Regions from separate parts of the Homo sapiens genome. Here all the other regions are linked to region 2. The links are chromatin contacts, found by Hi-C in ENCODE. All regions are on one chromosome and are shown on one strand. Each heading gives the region's core, a stretch centred on a gene start or an enhancer-like site at or near the end of the contact. The rest is flanking DNA. Distances are from core to core; before and after follow the strand shown.

Region 1 (3,966 bases), core at 1,296-3,795, 580 kb before region 2:
GTCTCCCCCTTTTCAGTGTCTATCAGAGTCCTGAACTGGACACCTCTATGTTACTTTTCTCAATTTGTAGTTTATTTGCTTACCTTTTGTGTTCCCCGCCCCCAACAATCCTGTTAAGTTTCCAAAAGACAAGACCTCATCTGTCATCACACCCTAATATATTCACAGGCCCACAACAGAAGCTGGTAAATGACAGGCTCTCAAGTAGTATTTGTTGAATAAATTACCCAATCAACCAGAGTCAAACAGTGAACAGATCTTAGATGTTTATAGAATATGTGTGAAAAAATCCACCAAAACCCTGTATTTGAGAGAATAGCATTAACCAGACTTCCTTGCATTCAGGATGTCAATATGCCCTACAGAAACAGGGTAGCGCCCTAAAATGCTTAGTGGTTAGGACTATCCATTCTAAAAATAATAAATCGTGGCCGGGCGCGGTGGCTTACGCCTGTAATCCCAGCACTTTGGGAGGCCGAGGCAGGTGATCCCCTGAAGTCAGGAGTTCAAGACTAGCCTGGCCAACATGGTGAAACCCCGTCTCTACTACAAATACAAAAATGAGCCAGGCGTGGTGACACACACCTGTAATCCCAGCTACTCAGGAGGCAGAAGCAGGAGAATCGCTTGAACCCAGGAGGCGGAGGTTGCAGTGAGCCGAGATTGTGCCCCTGCACTCCAGCCTGGGTGACAGCGCGAGACTTTGTCTCAAAAAATAATAATAATAATAAATCGTATGTCTGTGTACCCTCCCAGTCATCAACATTTCCCATCTCTGTGCTAATCTCAGAAATATTCCAAGCTTCCTCCCTCCAATTCCTCGGAACAAAATAGATCACTCTTTTTGTAATCCATATTTTGCAGGCTAAACCAAATTTAAAAGTACCTATATATTTGGTATTAAATAAATACACTAAGGTGGTACTACTACTACCATCACCACTGCTAAAATTGAACTGTACCTAGTCTACAAAACTAAAAACATCAGTCTCCAAAATTGGAGATCTTTCTCTGGTGTTAAAACGTTTAAAAAACAAAGAGATGGAATTACACTGGATATAGAGGTTTTTAATCAAATCACTTCTTACAGAAACCTCAACACAACTCTCTTACAAAATGCAATTAAGCCCAAATGGCTGCAGTAAAACTTATCATTAACGTATGAACATTGGCTCACAAAATACATCTCCCGGCAAAGAACAAACTGAGCCCGATTTGCTCCACAAGTTGTTCATGGCAGGAGCCGGTTTTGGCTATTTAACAAGCTTCTAAATCATAATACACACGTCAGACTGTCTAGAATTACAGAACAGACTACAACAGTACTTCCACAAACGAAAAAAGTCAGGGTCATCTGAAACAGAAGAAAAATAACGGTGTGATACACGCCTCATCTCTCTCGGCGCACACTCTAAAAAAAAAACCTATAAATGATGATATTACTTTTTAACAGTGGCTAAGTGATTTTTATTTTATCTCATTTAGTCTCCACAATAACCCTGTAAAGGGGTCACTGTTACTTACTGCTGTTTTAGTGATAAGAAAACTGAGGCAGCTGGAGATGAAGACTCTTGACCTAAGATCAAAAGATAGCAGGGCCAAGATTTAAACCCAAGCCAACTGGTTCAGGATACTTCTGTTATGCTCCCAACAGAAGCTTCACTGCCTCTCTCTTGCCAGGTCCTTCTATACTCTCAGAGGCTTTCCCTTCACCCCAAGTAACAAATTCCCCATAAACACTGTACTGCCACTGATGGCTTCCAACTTCTGTGCACCATTGCTGCTCCCCAGCTTCTGCTGCCATGCTCCACCCCTAAGATTTGTAAAGTCAAAGACAACAGTTGATAAAAGTTGCTTAGGTGCTAAGAGAAGCAAAATAATTCACCTCATATAAGCAGAACTCACGCCGATTGCCACTGGAATGCAAGCCGGCCTCAGCTCCAGCCCAAGAAAAAAGTGAGAACTCTAATATTCCCGTAGGAGACAAATTTGGACTATCCCGTTTTTGGCCACCAGGCTGGAAAGAACGGAAGCGGTACTAACATTTACTGAGTGGCAGCCACATGCGCCCTAGGAGAAGACCGAACCAGGCCAATGGGGACTGGGTGGGGGGAAGGGCACTCGGGAGTTCCGGGAAAAGAAATCCAAATAACGGGGTTCATACGACCAAAACGGGAGGAGTAGGGAGTGGCCGCCCCCAGGCCGACTGCAAGATAAAGCGGCGTAGGAGCTGCTCTGCAGAGAAGGCGACCAAGAGCCTTGGGAGCTAGGCCGGGGCCAGGGGAAGACCTAAAGGGCGGGGAAGGGGAGGAGCCGGAGGGAACGGAGCCCGCTCAGAAGAGGCCAGGGTGTAAGCTGGGGGGAGCGACTCCACGCCAGGCCTTCCCCGAGCCCCTGACCAGCAGCTGGGGAAAAAAGATAAGAGACGAAACCACTAGAGCCGGTTAAGCTGCCCTAACTTCCATCAGAGGCGCTCACTCACCTGGGCCTACCACAGAGATCGCAGCTGCAGCTCGCAACGGAACAACCAGCCCGAACCTCGCCCCCGCCCCACAGCGCGCCCAGCGTCTCCGCTCTCCGACGACGGCGACGGCGTAGACCCGCTGCCTCCTGGGAAATGTAGTCCTACGCCCTCCTCTCCTGGCCGACTTGGCTGCCATCAGAACTACGTTTCCCAAAAGACAAGGCGAGCGTTGGGCCCGCCGCTTTGCGTCACGCGCTCGGTTGTCGGCGGTCACGTGGGTTGCTCGGGGCCGTCCCCTCCCCCCGCCTGGGTGGCCTGGAGATGGAGGAGGGCGGTGGACGGAAGGGGCGGGGGCGTTGCTGACGCCACTGCCCCCACCATTTTGGAACCAGCCTGGAGGGAGAGTCTGAGCCCCACCCACTCCGGGCCAGCTTGCCTTGTTGAAAAGCTTCCGAGTTGGAAGTCGAGTCTCCCTGTTTTTGGTCTCTGCTGCGCTCCCTTCCGCTTTGTGACCTTGAGCAAATTCATCCCTCCTCTCTAAACTTGTTTCCTCCCCTGTGAAATGAGACTTGTAATTTCTACCCCACAGCGATGTTGCCAGGCTCCGACAAAGTAAGGCACAGGAAAGCCTCAAGCACCCTGAAAGCGCAACGCAAATGGAGGGGTTGGTTTGGTTTCGTTTTTTTAATTTTAATTGTGTGACCTCATTCGGAGACCCAGAAACCGCCTCTCCCCAGCCTGCCTTCTGTAACTATGATTTTCTGACTGTCGTCCTGGGAAGTTTGTTAAAATGGGTGCTACTGGGGTATTGAACCAAAAGTTTACCGGGGAGTGTCTCCCTGCAGTCTACATTTTAAACCGATCTCTCGGGTGATTCTTACCCACCTACAAATTTGAGAATCTCTGCGTTTATCAGTTTTGCACAGGCTGGTTTCCTCCGGAATTTCTGCTCTAGTGTCTCTGAACATTTAAGACCCATCTCATAGGTCATCTGTGATGCTTTCAAAGTTGACTAGCTCCTCCCTATGCCTGTGTTCCCACAGTAAGTTTGCATCTTACTCTGTAAGTATCGGGGCCTTCCCCGACAAGACTGTGAGCTCTTTGAGAGCCGAGATCAGTTTTGATGGATTTCTGCACCTCCAGAGAAAAGTAGACACAGTACACATCAATTAATAAAGAAATCTAATGCTCTTCCTAAGAGAAAAGCTGCAAGGCTCAACTCAAGTAGCAGACCACGCCACATCAGCCCTTGCCCTTAGTGGCTTCGGCAGCATTCCTTGCACACGGCTTACTCTTTCTTCCTTCTTTGAGCACTTCTTGTGGTCGACGTACTGCGCAGTGCTTCTTAAAACGTTCTAATTTAATTGATTTTATTTTTATTTATTTATTTATTTATTTATTGAGATTCTCCCTATGTCGCCCAGGCTGGAGGGCAGTGGTGCGATTTTGGGTCACTGCAACATCTGCCTCCCAGGTTCAAGCGATTCTCCTGCCTAAGCCTC
Region 2 (4,158 bases), core at 1,237-3,736:
AAATGCAAATAATTTGACACTAGAATACCTGTAAACAGGTATTTACAGGTATTCCATTCATATTCAAATATTCATAGTTAAACAAAATGGCATCAGGCTACATATAAAAAAGCATTTTTACTTTCACTTAATGTATCTTGGGCCATGGAATATATAGGTATATTTAGATTCATCTCATTCTTTTTATGGGTGCACAATATTCCACTATGACTGTACTACATTTTTTTTTTTTTTGAGACAGAGTTTTGCCCTTGTTGCCCAGGCTGGAGTGCAGTGGCACGATCTCAGCTCACTGTAACCTCTGTCTCCCAGGTTCAAGCGATTCTCCTGCCTCAACCTCTTGAAGTGGCTGGGATTACAGGCGCCTGCCACCTCGCCCGGCTAATTTTTTGTATTTAGTAGAGACCGGGTTTCACCATGTTGGTCAGGCTGGTCTCGAACTCCTCACCTCACGTGATCCACCTACCTTGGCCTTCCAAAGTGATGGGATTACAGGCATGAGCCACCACACCCGGCCCAACAATGTCTCCACTTTTAGACACGTAAGTTGGTCCTCTTTTGTGTTGTAGTGCTGCAACACTAAATATCTCTCTCTCTTTTTTTTTTTTTTTTGAGAGAGAGTCTTGCTCTGTTGCCCAGGCTGGAGTGTAATGGTGTGATCTTGGCTCACTGCAACCTCTGCCTCCCGGGTTCAAGCGATTCTCTTGCCTTGGCCTCCCCAGTAGCTGGGATTACAGGTGCCGCACCACCACGCCCAGCTAATTTTGGTATTTTTAGTAGAGACGGGGTTTCATCATGTTGGCCAGGCTGGTCTCGAACTCCTGAACTCGTGATCCGCTCGTCTTGGCCTCCCAAAGTGCTAGGATTACTGGCGTGAGCCACTGCCCCTGGCAACACTGAGTATCTCGGTACACAAATATTTGGACTGTGTGTCCAAACATTTCTTTTGGACATATTCAAAAGGTTATGCATATTTAACAGATATTAAAATTGTTCTCTATAAAAAGGTTGTACAACTTAGAACCTTACCCCCAATTTATACTTTCTCATTGTTTCTTATTTCCCATTTTCCTAATTACCATCAAGGTTGAGGATCTTTTCATGTTTATTGGCCATTCGTGTTGCTTCTTTTGTGAATTGTTTTTCTTAGTCTTTGGTCTTTTTTTATTTTTTATTTTTTTTTTTGAGATGGAGTCTCTCTGTTGCACAGGCTGGAGTGGAGGGGCGCTATCTCGGCTCACTGCAATCTCCGCCTCCTAGGTTCAAGCAATTCTCCTGCTTCAGCCTCCGGAGTAGTACAGGCGCCTGCCACCACGCCCAACTAATTTTTTGTATTTTTAGTAGGGACGGGGTTTCACCATATTGGCCAGGCTGTTCTCGAACTCCCGACCTCTTGATCCGCCCCCGTGCCCTGCCGGGTCTTTTAAAAATGGTATTGTCTCACCCGGCTCCCCTCCCATTGGTTTGTAGGAATATCTTTTAAGTTATAGATATTAACTTTTTCCTTTCTTCTGTCTATAAGGTCCAAAATAGTAACTATTTCTACAATTGAAACATTCCCAATTTACATTTACTGTTGAGCATGATAATGACTTTCACCACATAGAGACGTGTAATTTTAGGTAGTCAAATCTGTCAAGTCTTTTCTCATATTGCTTCTGGGTTCCCTGTCAAGCTTAGAAACACATCTCTTCCAAAAATTACAGAAATATTTTTCTACTTTTTCTTCCATGTTTGTATCTCTCTCCCTCTCTTTTTTTTTTTTTTTTTTTTTTTTTTTTTTTTTTTTTTTTTTTTGAGACGGAGTTTCGCTTTTGTTGCCCAGGCTGGAGTGCTCACCGCAACCTCCGCCTCCAGGGATCAAGCGATTCTCTGTCTCAGCCTCCAGAGTAGCTGGGATTACAGGCATGCGCCACCACGCCCAGCTAATTTTGTATTTTTAGTAGAGACGGGGTTTCTCCATATTGGTCAGGCTGGTCTCGAACTCCCAAGCTCAGGTGATCCGCCTGCCTTGGCCTCCCAAAGTGCTGGGATTACAGGCGTGAGCCACTGCGCCCGGCCATGCTTATATCTTTAATCCAACCATATACTATTTTTGTGAAGGATGGAAGTAAGGCTCCCCTCAAGTTAATTTTTCTCCAATCTGGCTTGCAGGAAAGGGGTTTCTGGGGAGATTTTACCGAGCAACGTAGGGAAACGGCTGCCTGGCTACCTACCCCTTTTTGACACCCACACGTGCTCGGCACCTTACATACACTGCGTGATTTTATCCTAAAGCCACTTTTAAAATCTTAGTGTGTAAACAGAGAAACTGGGCGTCACATAAGGCAAGTGACCTGCACAGCCTGCTCCGGAGGAGACCCGTACGATCCCAGAGACAAGCACTGAACATAAGGCACCCGGCGCCGCGCCCGCTTTGCAACCTCTCGCGACAGTTGTACGTCATCCGAGAGCGCCGTGGAAGTCGTGCTGCAGGCGTCGCGCCAATCTTCGCTCTGAGGTGCTGTCTCACCGGTGAGACCTGGAAGCGGGCGAGTCTCGTGCTGTGTCGGACCTGCAGCCCCTGGCCTTCCGCCACCATGGAGTACCTCATCGGTATCCAAGGCCCCGACTATGTTCTTGTCGCCTCCGACCGGGTGGCCGCCAGCAATATTGTCCAGATGAAGGACGGTGAGAGGAAGCAGGGGAGGCCCGGCCAGGCCTGGGGTGTAGGAGCGGCCAGAAGGAGTTTGTCGGGGGTTGAATAAGTACCAGGGAGGATCTGAGAGATGGAAGCCGGCCTGCCCTGCCCGTACTTATTTTATTTATTTATTTATTTTTTCGAGAGGGGTTTCGCTCTTGTTGTCCAGGCCGGAGTGCAATGGCGCGATCTCGGCTTAGCACAGTCTTTGTCTCCCGGGTTCAAGCGATTCTCGTGCCTCAGCCTCCCGAGTAGCTGGGAACAGATATGCGCCACCACGCCTGGCTAATTTTTGTATTATTAGTAGAGATGTGGATTTCTCCATATTGGTCAGGCTGGTCTCGAACTCCCGACCTCAGGAGATCCGCCCGTCTCGGCCTTCCAAAGTGCTGGGATTACAGGCGAAACAGGCAGACAGGTCTGGGACCTTGGCATTTGCTCCTCCAGGGCTCCTGGGTCAGTGCTCTGCTCTGGCCTTCGCTAAATGCTTCTTGCTTGGTGAGAGTTGCCTAAAGGGAATCAGTTTATAAATGTTTAAGCGCCTGCCCAGAGCCTGGCTCTCTAGATCCCCGAATCTCTGATAAGTTTCCTGGTGTCGCTAGTAATGAGGTTAGTTTGTTGGCGGCATAAGGTGGGATCCTGAGGAGAGTGAGACTGTGGGACTGGCTCTCTAGATCCCCGAATCTCTGATAAGTTTCCTGGTGTCGCTAGTAATGAGGTTAGTTTGTTGGCGGCATAAGGTGGGATCCTGGGGAGAGTGAGACTGTGGGACCAGAAGCTTGGCATTTTCCTTCTTCCCGTGGCTCCCGATTCTTCTTTTCCAGTTTTCCAGAGCAATGGCTGCCAGGTTTTCCTTATATTTAAGTAGTTAATGGAGTTAAGAGATTGGAGCCCTGTCATTTATTTGCCTTATGAGTTTGTATAAGTTATTTTGCAGTGCCCAGATTTCCTCATCTTTAAGATTAGCAATACCAAACTCACAAACTTGTCGGGAGGATTTAGTAAATGAGTTATGTGCAAATCCTTAGCACTAGGCAGGTACTTAATAATACTAAGTGTACGTAGGTGCCCAAACATATTTGTCAAATGACCATTAAGTCATCTGAACCAAAGCTTAATACTTTTTCAACAGTAGCACGTCTTTGATCAGTTAAGGAAAACAAACTTAGATTCTGCAGAAAAACAACCAAAATCTTCTTAAAATTATGTATTGAGTAATTTAGTATAGATAGTATAGTATAGTATAGTATAGTATAGTATAGTATAGTATATTATAGTACTTAGGGGCAAAATGTCTGGACTCACTGCATAGGTTGAACCCAGGTTCTGCCACTTGTGACCTTAAGCAAATTTCTCTAACTCCGTGCCCTAGAGCTAACATCTATAAGGTGGTAATGTAATAGCACCTATCTCAAAAGGTTAATGAATTAATGTAAATCACTTAACATAGCACCTTATACTTTATGAAATTCTATGAT
Region 3 (4,625 bases), core at 904-3,403, 810 kb before region 2:
AGACTAGCAGGGATGGAAGGAGAATGTTAATATGGGAAGGACTTGGGCTCAGTTATGGCAGGACAAGACTTTTCAGTGGTGTGGTAATGAGGAAGAGGCAGCCTGCTGACAAGTTCAACTGGACTGGGGGAGAGGAGGTGGCCAGGTGCAGGAGATGGCTTTAAAAAGGTAGTTGGCCGGGTATGGTGGCTCTCACCTGAAATCCCAACAACTAAGGAGTCTGAGGTGGAAGAATCACTTGAGGCTAGGAGTTCTAGGCTGCAGTGAGCCACCAGGGTGCCACTGCATTCCAACCTTGGGCAACAAAGTAAGACCCCTATCTCTTTAAAAAAAAAAAAAAAAAAAAGGTAGCTGGAGCCTGTGGAGAGCCTGGAATGCCATGCCAAGGCATCTAGACTGTGATCTGGCAAAGAGTAGGAAACCACTGAAGGGATGTGTCATGTTGACAGTGATGCTGGCCGGGCGCAGTGGCTCATGCCTGTAATCCCAACACTTTGGGAGGCCGAGGCGGGCAGATCACCTGAGGTCAGGAGTTCGAGACCAGCCTGGCCAACATGGTGAAACCCCATCTCTACTAAAAATACAAAATTAGCCGGGCATGGTGCCCTGGTCCATGCCTGTAATCCCAGCTTACTCAGGAGGCTGAGGCAGAAGAATCGCTTGAAACCAGGAGGCGGAGGTTGCAGTAAGCCGAGATCGTGCCATTGCACACCAGCCTGCGCGACAAGAGTGAAACTCCATCTCAAAAAAAAAAAAGTGATGTCTTCTGACATTTAGCTTAGCAGCCAGTGCAAGGTAGAAGAGAGAAAAGAACAGTGATACAGAGGAACATAGCAATGCAGACAGAAAAACAAATGAAGGGATGAATGTAAGAAAGGTGTTGGAGGAAAAAGCATAATATGATGACTGATAAAAGACCCTGGGAAACAGATTTGGAAGCCAAGGCCCAAGTTTCAAGTTTGAGTAGCTGGAGGGAAAGATAATTAGTAGGTTTTGGAAGTACTGAAATTTACAGAAATGGTTGTTCATCAGAGTAAAAATATACAGCAGATGGCAAAAAGTAATCCTGGAGCTTAAGATGGAGGTAAGGAAGGGAGTCGCTGCCCTCAAAGAGAAATGGTTGGGGCCGGGCGTGATAGCTCACGCCTGTAATCTCAGCACTTTGGGAGGCCCAGGCGGGCAGATCACCTGAGGTCAGGAGTTCCAGACCAGCCTGGCCAACATGGTGAAACCCCGTCTCTACTAAAAATACAAAAATTAGCCGGGCATGGTGGCGGGCGCCTGTAATCCCAGCTACTCGGGAGGCTGAGGCAGGAGAATCGCTTGAACCCTGAAGGCGGAAGTTGCAATGAGCCGAGATGGCGCCACTGCACTCCAGCCTGAGCGACAAGGGCAAAATCCGTCTCAAAAAAAAAAAAAAAAGAAAAAAGAAATGGTTGGGAGGCCTTCGGAACAGCGTCGAGGAGGGAACTTCCCAGAGCCCCCAGGCGCATCCTCTGGGAACTGGACACACGGGGACGGACGGGACTGGTTTGCTTCATGGAGTATGAAACCAGGAGGGGCTTCACTTCAAGTAAACTTTTGGGAGGCGATGCAAACGACTCAGGACTTCTGATCCTTCCCTCGTCTAAAAGAAAAGTCAGTTACCATTTTTATTGAGTGCTTTCGGGGCCTTTCCATGATCTGACTGATTCCTCTCAGCCGCCCTGTGATGTGAGTGCCAGCTCCATGTTACGTAAGAGGAAGCCAAGGCTCAAACCCTGCCCGAAGTCACACAGCAAGAAATCACGAGCCGTGATTCCAACCCAGGTCCGTCTGACCCGAGCCTGCTCTAATGCCGTTCTGCCTGGGCTTTCCTCTGTTATAGGAACCTGAGGCCCCGCGCCAGCGGCCGGGGTCCCAAGCGCCGGGCTGGCTGTGTCGAGACCACCCCCAGCCCTGGCCCGGCCCTCGCCCTTTCGAGGGAAACCTACTCTCAGAAGCACAGCTCCCCAGCCGCGCCCAACGCCGCGCCGGCCTCTGGCTCGGACCAATCCCCCCGGGACGGTCCACCACCCAGACCAATTAGCTCCCGTCTTCAGGGCACCTCCCACCAAACCGCCTTCTGATTGGCTCGCTCTTCCCGTCACGGCGTTGCCCCAGCAACCGGACTATTGGGACGCTGCGGCCTGGCCTTCAGGCCACTGGCTACCGAACCCCGGGGCTCTTCACCAGTCCAGCTCGTTTCCAGCACCATGTCGGTGCGGACGCTACCGCTGCTCTTCTTGAACTTGGGCGGGGAGATGCTTTACATCCTCGACCAACGGCTGCGGGCCCAGAACATCCCGGGAGACAAGGCCCGCAAAGGTGAGAGGCCCCCGGCCCGCTCAGCCAGACCCGCAGCCAGCAGCCCGGCCCTCTCATCATCGCCCTAACACCCACAGCCAGACCCGCACCCCTACACACTTCACTCTTATAACCAGGGACCTTTCTTACAAGCCACATCCATTTGGAGCCCCTCGGGAGTCAAATCCCCCCAAAAGCTTTTTTCACAGCAGAGGAACTTAATACTCCCAGTGGACACTAGGGTGCCTGACCTCCCTAATTTCCCCATCTCTTCAAATGGGAGAGGTGATTTCCCAGTCTCTCTTGTCAATCAGTGCCTTCCAAATGTAGGAGTCCCAGCTGCCCACCATCTAGTATCATACCCCTTGCTAGTCCAAGCATCCTCTTTACCCCCAAGGAACAGGTTCTGATTTTTTTTTTTTTTTTTTTTTTTTTTTTTTTTTGAGACAGGGTCTCGCTCTGTCGCCCAGGCTGGAGTGTGTGGCACGATCTCGGCTCACTGCAACCTCTGCCTCCTGGGTTCCAGCGATTCTCGTGCCTCAGCCTCCCAAGTAGCTGGGATTACAGGCATGCACCACCACACCCAGCTAATTTTTGTATTTTTAGTAGAGATGGGGTTTCACCATGTTTCCCAGGCTGGTCTTCAATTCCTGGACTCAAACGATCTGCCCCCCTCGGCCTCCCAAAGTGCTGGGATTATAGGCGTGAGCCACCGCGTCCAGCCCAGGTTCAGATTCTTAATTTCTTTATGGTAGTATCTTCCCACATAAGCTGGAGATTGGTCTTACTCATCTCAGAAGTATTTCTAGAAATTTGGTGTTCTAAAATAATATAGATAAATATGAAAAAAATAAGAAAGTTATAAATCTCCTCACAAGTGTTGGAGGGGAATACAATTGTGAAAATAATTATATGAGAGCTTCGAAAATGCAAAATCTGCCTCCCATGGACACCACACTAATCCCCAGAAAAATGACGACTCAGAACACTCTGCCACTCTGTTCCTTTTCCTCTTTTCCTCCCTTCTCGGCAAACAACTTGCTTATACCAAATTTCCTAGGATTAAGTATGAAGGAAATATTATATTTCAAAGTGGAGGAGGAAAAGTTGAAAAGGCAATTGACATGGCCGCCAATTAAAACATTCTCTCCATTAATCTTTGTATGCTCAATTGATGTTCAACATACATATTCAGATGCTAAGCATACATATTCAGATATTAACTATTGTGTGTGTGTGACTGAGTGCAAGTCCATGCATAAAGAGCTAAAAATAACTCCCTATAACATACCCCCTCCATTCATTCTGCACATTGCCGCCAATGAGCTTTCTAAAATGTGTATCTGTCCAAACTTGCCCCTGCCTAAAACCCTTTGTCAGCTTTCCACTGCCATCTGGGTTAAGACCAAGTCCTTGCACAGGCCATTTCAGGGCCCTTCCTTATCTGATCTCTGTCTTCCTCTGCAGTCCCTTCTTCCACCACTGCCTGCCTCCTGTTTCCCAATAATACCAAACTGCTCATAGATCTCCGCTTAAACCATGTTTGTTCGTATTTCTGTGCTAGTAATTCCCATCCCTACATTCTTCCCCTTCAATCCTGCATTATTCGGCTTAAGAATCATCTCCTTCAGGAATCCTCCCCATATGCAGAAAGGGCCTGTGCATGCTCTCATAGCAGCCTGTGCTCCCATAGCACCCCATGCCTGCTCCTCAGTACCTTACCACTGGCCATGCTATACTGAAATGATCTGTGTATATGTCTATCTCCCGCTTGATTGTCTTATTCATCTTTGTACTCCAGCACCTACCATAATTCCTAGACCAGAATAAATTAGTGATCACAAAATGTTTTTTGAACTGATTATCTAAATTGGCAGTTTTATATAGCATTGTCATTTTTCCTTTGAGAGGGTTCTGTTTTCCTTGGTGCCTGTGTGATCTGATTTCATTCAGGCTAGTGGCACCAATGAGGTGACATGCTGGAGTCCTCAGACTGGTAGGTAGTCTGCATCTTGGAAGATAGTGTAAATTAGCAATTAAGAACATACTCTCTAGAGTCTTACAGACCTGGATCCCAATTCCAGCTTTACCATTTAACTAATTGCATGCCCTTTGGGTGTAACCTCTATAAACCTGTTTCTCCATAAAATGGTAATAATACATATATGTTAAAGCAAAGTTGTAAGGATTGAATGAAATAATGTATTTAATATGTTTAACACAATGAGTAATAGGTATCTTTCAAGAGGAGGTCTGGACAAGGCCCTTGGAATACTAGAGGACAGCTTTACCTTTAGGAG

The links. A loop is a pair of places that touch in the nucleus more often than their neighbours do. Pooled maps may share reads with other maps.
Region 1: a loop to region 2 is called in a pooled map, with 31 times the contacts of the local background. The contact joins the promoter of THRAP3 here to the promoter of PSMB2 in region 2. A Hi-C loop is called at or near these places in 2 of 37 single-sample maps with no recorded cell type and 8 of 50 pooled maps.
Region 3: a map of ascending aorta shows a loop between it and region 2 (3-fold over the local background). The contact joins the promoter of OSCP1 here to the promoter of PSMB2 in region 2. A Hi-C loop is called at or near these places in 3 of 168 maps with a recorded cell type or tissue (CD4-positive, alpha-beta T cell, CD8-positive, alpha-beta T cell and ascending aorta) and 13 of 50 pooled maps.

What each region holds. Positions count from the first base shown.
Region 1 is chr1:36,223,022-36,226,987 of GRCh38, reverse strand. THRAP3 (thyroid hormone receptor associated protein 3) reads right to left here and starts at 2,545. Exons shown (of 12, transcript NM_005119.4): 1 at 2,483-2,545. RefSeq lists enhancers at 2,099-2,627, 2,459-2,668, 2,628-3,155, 3,069-3,368, 3,579-3,748 and a silencer at 2,799-2,918.
Region 2 is chr1:35,639,854-35,644,011 of GRCh38, reverse strand. PSMB2 (proteasome 20S subunit beta 2) reads left to right here and starts at 2,486. Exons shown (of 6, transcript NM_002794.5): 1 at 2,486-2,670. The coding sequence starts at 2,580. RefSeq lists enhancers at 1,581-2,545, 2,298-2,757, 2,546-3,511.
Region 3 is chr1:36,447,979-36,452,603 of GRCh38, reverse strand. OSCP1 (organic solute carrier partner 1) reads left to right here and starts at 2,153. Exons shown (of 10, transcript NM_145047.5): 1 at 2,153-2,346. The coding sequence starts at 2,235. It overlaps LOC107984940 (a long non-coding RNA gene), which reads right to left. Exons shown (of 3, transcript XR_001737976.2): 3 at 3,039-3,146. RefSeq lists a silencer at 1,758-2,027.